Regions from separate parts of the Homo sapiens genome. Here region 2 is linked to region 1. A link is a contact called in ENCODE Hi-C or POLR2A ChIA-PET data. All regions are on one chromosome and are shown on one strand. The core of a region is the stretch at or near the end of the contact, and the rest is flanking DNA. Distances in the headings are between cores, read along the strand shown.

Evidence for each region. Hi-C counts contacts between places; a loop is a spot of excess contacts on that map. ChIA-PET counts read pairs that join two places held with the same protein, here RNA polymerase II (POLR2A). Pooled maps may share reads with other maps.
Region 2: a loop to region 1 is called in a map with no recorded cell type, with 5 times the contacts of the local background. The contact joins two enhancer-like sites. A Hi-C loop is called at or near these places in 3 of 37 single-sample maps with no recorded cell type and 4 of 50 pooled maps. POLR2A ChIA-PET finds 5 or more read pairs at or near these places in 2 of 52 experiments (activated CD4-positive, alpha-beta T cell and activated CD4-positive, alpha-beta memory T cell).

What each region holds. Positions count from the first base shown.
Region 1 is chr18:44,707,280-44,710,385 of GRCh38, reverse strand. The region is part of intron 2 of SETBP1 (SET binding protein 1); the gene reads right to left. Among named protein-coding and RNA genes, the nearest start is that of SETBP1, 28 kb to the right of the region's middle. Within about 2 kb of position 1,750, at least 9 of the 41 ENCODE cell types and tissues checked have a DNase peak (open chromatin) inside an H3K27ac peak, as active enhancers do.
Region 2 is chr18:44,908,080-44,910,941 of GRCh38, reverse strand. The region is part of intron 3 of SETBP1 (SET binding protein 1); the gene reads right to left. Among named protein-coding and RNA genes, the nearest start is that of MIR4319, 61 kb to the left of the region's middle. Within about 2 kb of position 1,586, at least 2 of the 41 ENCODE cell types and tissues checked have a DNase peak (open chromatin) inside an H3K27ac peak, as active enhancers do.

The sequences.
Region 1 (3,106 bases), core at 501-3,000:
CTGAACCAAGGCCTCAGACTCTGAGACCCCACCCTGTGTTCTCCACCTTGACTATCCTTAGCGGTTCCCAGTAACTTTCTGAACAAAGCCACTTGTGTCTAATAAACAAGCAAAGCAGGTGAGGGATGTCCTGGGATGTGCTGCATTTTGTAGCTTGAAGGTAGGATGTTTTTAACTTAAACTTGCAGGAATCAGAAAAGTCAAAGATGTGGTAGGAAAAGGCAAAAACGGATTGTTTCTCTTGCCTTTTATTAAAAAGAAAAAAAGGAAATATAACTGCGGGTCAACTAGCAATGTAGCAATGAGAGGACTTTTTGAGGATGTAAAATTGCAACGATGAGGAAGAGGGGCCGACTTTGCAAATGCTGGAAGAGTAGCAGCCGCCAGCTGAACCCCACTTGATGGTTCCTTTGACACTGCTTTGAAACTTTCATTTTGAGTCATCCTTTGTGCTCAGCAGTAATCCCGGTTTGGCAGATAAATGACCACAGAGATAAAAGACCTTTGAACTATCTCTAAATAAATCCGTATAGCAATTCCTACCACCAACACCAAAAAAAAAAAAAAAAAAAATCATTAGTGATATGCTCAACTAATAGAAGTTTCTCCAGGCATCAGACATCAGGCACTGGTGCTGCCCCCCAGCTAACATAATTCAACACAGCCCAGGCCTCCCAAGTGCCCAGCACCACTGCAGATCACTGTGTGCCCACTCTGTGCCTCAACTAAGGAAGCTCCTATGGATGGTCCGCAGGGAGAGATGCCAAACAGCAATGAGAGCAGGACATACTAAGCAAAGGGCTGTCCTAAGTGTCCAACGGACAACTTCAACCTCACCACAGTGACATCAACAAGGAGGGGCTGCTGTTATCCCTGATTTTCCAACTGTCAGGAAACGTTTCAAGAGGTTAAGTCTTGCCTAAGATTATGCAGGCTGTCTCTGTCCAGAGGCAGAGAGACCATGTTCCTGGAATCAGGGTATCTGAGTTCTAATCCACTTCCAGAGTGGAGGCTCTTTCTAATAGACCCTGTACTCCTCATCTAGAATTTCACATACAGAGCACACCAGCCATGCTTCAGAGAATAAATGACTTTCTGTCTGAACAGAACACAGTTTTTGCTGGTTACTCTGCCAGATGCATTTTCAATGGCATAGAATTCACCAAAAAACCTTCCTTGGGGGGGTCCAAAGAGAAAAAAACAAACAAGAGAACACCAAACCAGGAGGAAACAGCCAAGCTACATGTTTTAAACCCCCAGAGAATCCCAAACACAGGAAGAAAAAAAGAGAAAAATAGAAGACGGGGTTGAGGGATAACCAAATATTCCCAAAATATATTTACGGAACACGAGTTTGGTAAATCACCACATTTTAAGCTCAACTCTGACCCTTGCTCCCATGATTTTAGATCTTTTGACATTTCGGGCTAAAAGGAAACAATTTGATGACGGAACAGTGGGTCCAAACAGAGGTCAAAAATCTGTTTATAGTAATGAGCGTTCTTAAAGAGAAACACTTGCCCTGCTGATGAAACAGAATGGCCCTTAAAGTTTCTAGATTATAGAACAGAAACAAGACCTCAGAGGGAAAATGCTGCTTTGTTTTTCTTCTTCATCTTTTTCTTTTCTTTTCTTTTCTTTTCTTTTTTTTGAACATGTAGAAGCTGAGAAGCAGGGAGGTAAAGTATGCTGGCCGAATGTGATTGTGAGTCACAGAGGCAGAGCCGGTGCCCAGGGCTCCCCATCTCCAAGGCCAAGGTTCTTTCCCTCACACTTTCAGCTGACATGTCCAATGCTCCCTGCTGCCCTGCAGAAAAGGTCGTTCCCCACCTTCCCTGCTGCTTTAGCTACAACATAATCAGAGAGAAATCTATCAGGAAACAAAATTTCCAGGCATTCTAATGAATACATAGAAATGTGGTACTTAAAAATGTTTTTAAATCTCAGGAGACAAAAACTAAAATGAAACAAGAGGGGAAATTCAACCTCTTGTGTAGAAATGCTATGGAGACCTCATCTCCAAGTCAGGATGAGGGTGTTGTGGAGGAAGAAGCTCATACTCCCAGGAGTTTGAAACACCACATTCCCACCCCCAGAAGAAGAGAGGCCAAGTCTTCTGTAAAGCAGTACACTTGGGAGTGACCAGAGAAAGTGCTGACAAAATAGGATGGCAAGGGAAGGACACTTGAACCACCAGGAGGGTAGAAGGCTCTCTGAGCCACCCACTTGTGTGGAGGAGAAGAAAACCATGGGTGCAGCAGCCAGAGGTTAGGCAACCTGCACCCTTGGCAAAGCAAGCCACCCCTCACCCTCTGCCAAACACCTCCTCTCATAGACCCCTCCTCACCCACGTGTAAACGAAATTGCTACAACCATTAAAGGTCAAGAGAGAAATGTGCTTCTCAGGACATGCCAGGAAAAGGGAAGAACCCTAGACCAATCTCTCCTTGCTGAAAACTGTGTTACCAAAAGGCTCCCCTTTCATGTCTCCCATTTTAAGCTCCTCTACACAGAGTCACTCTCAGCAAGTTCCCCAGCACCCCTGCAACCGTTCCTTCTCCCTGATTCAAAGCCCTGTGAGCACCCCTGCTACTTACAGAATTAAATCCAAACTCGTTTATTTGACATTCATTGCTCTCTGCAATCTAATGCCAACCTCTCTTCCCATCAACAACACCTAAGAAACTTTTTTCCTATCCATACTTTGTGTGTTTGCTCTTTGTGTAAGGAGGAAATAAGTGCATGATTTATTTGGCTTCTCAAAAGCAGATTGTGAATGCTCAGGACGGAATACAAGAGTCTTTCCCTAGGCATATGATGACGGTCTAGACCAAGACAAATCCTGAATGTGCTTCTAGGACCATGGCAGGCACCTGATGGGTATAAGGTTGAAGTCCTTGCAACAGGAGGAAATAAGATCTCCCAATAGAACTGGAGAGGAGGAAAAATTAAATCCAAAGAAATGAAATAGAAGTTGTATTTTTGTCAAAAGCAAATAAAATTTGTAAGTACAATGAATAAAAAAATAGGGCTTTAACTAGTGAGCTTTGAACACTCTCTCAAAACCATGGAAAACTTAGAATTAGGGAAAATGTGGCAGATTATG
Region 2 (2,862 bases), core at 337-2,836, 200 kb before region 1:
TCCATAACTTCAGAGAGTGGCAAGTTAGAATAATGTAGGGTGGATGAAAAGGGTGTGAGGGGCAGGGGGCAACCAGAGGCCTGTACACTTGAACACATGGAGGGACCAGAGGCTGATTTCCCTGTGGGGAGGCACTAGAGGAGAGCTAAAAGTAGAAACAACCCTACCCACTATTAACAACATAAAATGAAATCAGGAGTTCTTATGTACGCTTACAAAACAAAGTAAAATAGATAAAACCCCCTCTAGGTTTTTAGTATGACAGGGCAAGAAATTTAGTTTCCTCTGGGGGAAGAAAAGGGTTGCTCATGAAGATGTTAAGGCCTTCCAATAATGGAGACCCAGGATGCTGACCATGGGCAGGACACTGGCCCGTATCACTGACATCAGGACATTGCTCATATCTTTGCCTGATCTTTGATAAACATGGAGCAGTTTCAATTCAGTTCAACTCACAGAAGGGGAAATAGGTTGTACAGACAACAGCTTCTTTCATCTTCCTGACTCCATCAAAGACATAAAGGTTTGGAAAATCAGGTCAATCCAGATTTGGTTTCAATGGAGCTCTGAGGTAAGGAAAAATGCTAAAAAACACCTTTCTTTACCTGGTCATCCCTCCGCTCACCCCTTCGCCATCTCTTGAATGAGTCAGTCATTGCTGTTTGTCCCTGAATGGTGACCTATTATTATAGAACAGCAGCAATGTGTATGATGGTTACATCATGAAGGCCATAGGAGGGAGTCGGCATGTTTTTAGTGAGAACCTCCTGCTCCAGTTAACAACAATCTCAGAGAGGAAGAGGCATGTCTCGGCATTGTCAATGATGCCAGTAACCCAGACGGCGGGCAGTTCTCAGCCTTCAGAAACACCCATCCGATAGTTATGGACTCAGGTGCTGACTTCTTGAAAGAATGCAATAGGAATTCATAGACAAGAAACCATAGTGTAATCTACGGAATCTTGGAAGGTGCTTCCTTGAAGAAATGAAATTAGGCCACTGCTCTTAAGAGTCTTAATTCCTGAGGGTTGTAAGCTAATTCTGTGATTCTCCAAGTATAGCCAAATTGAGAAAATGCTATTTGAGCTACAGAGACAAGAAACAGAAGAGGGTTGACATGGTATAGCATGGTACGTCTCGGATCAATCCTGGACATACTCCCCTTTAAATATTTATAATTTTGACAAAATACATAACCTGTCTGTGCCTTGGTTTTGTCATCTGTAGAATCAGGATAATAATAACTGTGCTGACTTCATATGAAGGTAATGCATAGCATAAGGTCTTACTTTCAGTGAACGTGAGCTAAGATAACTGTGACAGTAGCATCGGTTACTATAAATAGTTGGGACAGGAGAAGAGAAAAAGCTGTGGTTTGATTGCTTTCTGCTTTAGACTACTCTGAGCCTAGCAGCAGAATTGGTACGATACTCCCTCCTAAGTTCAGAGGACAGACTGAATGAGAAAACCTCAGAGCCTTGGACCTTGGCCAAGATACTCTTCCTTGTAATCTTCATCACTCTGAGTTATATTTGCAGTCAGCCAGGAGAACAAATGACAGCCGAGCAGACACCTACAAACTGGATTACTGGATTCTGGTCCATTCAAATAATGGGGCTTTCCAGCTAGAGGTGGAGTAGCAAGCAGGAACACATTTTCTCCTCGGCCTTGCCCTCCAGATACCAGCCTCTGAAGACAAGCCACTTTCAGTCTAATTCTCTACACACTGCCAGCAGTTAAAGAAGTTCCCCATTTCTCCTTACTCATCCTTCCTTTCAATTGCTCCTTCCTTCTCACCTTTCTGAGAGTAACCACATCCCACCTTAAGGTAGGTGAGGCCATTTTCCTTTACACATCTAGAATTCTTCAATTCTAACACAGGTACCTGGCAGTAGAACCAATCTGGTCCTTGTGTAAGCTGGGAAAGGTCACAGTTTTCAGTGAGTCCAGAGGTGTGATGATGACAATGCTAGGTTAATAAATATGGCAAAAATATATTTTTCTGAAAATGAGGATTAAAATTGGTTGAATTTTATAAAATGAGATAAACAATATAAAATGTGGATTTGAAATTAGTATTTTAAACATTTAAAGCAGAGTTATATTTTGGGGGGCTTCACAAGTACTCTACAGGACATGAATTACCAATCTTTTTAAATACGTGAGAAAATTGAGGCTTAGCAAATCTAGGAGAGCATTAACAAATCTAGGAGAGCCTTTCTACAGATATTGACAAGTTGACCCTAAAATTCATATTGAAATGCCATGGACCTAGAATAGCCAAAACAATCTTGAAAAAGAACAAGGTTGGAGGACTCACACTTCCCAATTTTAAAATTTCTACAAAGCTATTGCAGTCAAGAGTGTGACACTGGCATAAGAAAAGACATATAAATCAATAGAACAGAACTGATTGTCCAGAAATAAACCCTGATACTTATTGCTCATTGACTTTTGACATGGGTGCTAATATAATATAATGGGGAATAAGTCTTTTCAATAAATAAATAGTGCTGGGAAAAGCTGATATACACATGCAAAAGAAGAAAGTGGAGAAGAAGAAGGAGAAGGAGAAAGAAGAAAAGGAGGAGGGGCCAGGTGTGGTGGCTCACACCTGTAATCCCAGCACTTTGGGAGGCCGAGGTGGCGACGTGAGGAGTTCAAGACCAGCCTGGCCAAGTTGGTGAAACCCTGTCTCCACTAAAAATACAAAAATTAGATGAGCATGGTGGTGGGCGCCTGTAATCCCAGCTACTCAAGAGGCTGAGGCAGGAGAATCACTTGAACCCGGGAGGCGGAGGTTGCAGTAAGCTGAGATCACGCCACTGCACTCCAGCCCAGGTGTCAGAGCAAGACTCTGTCT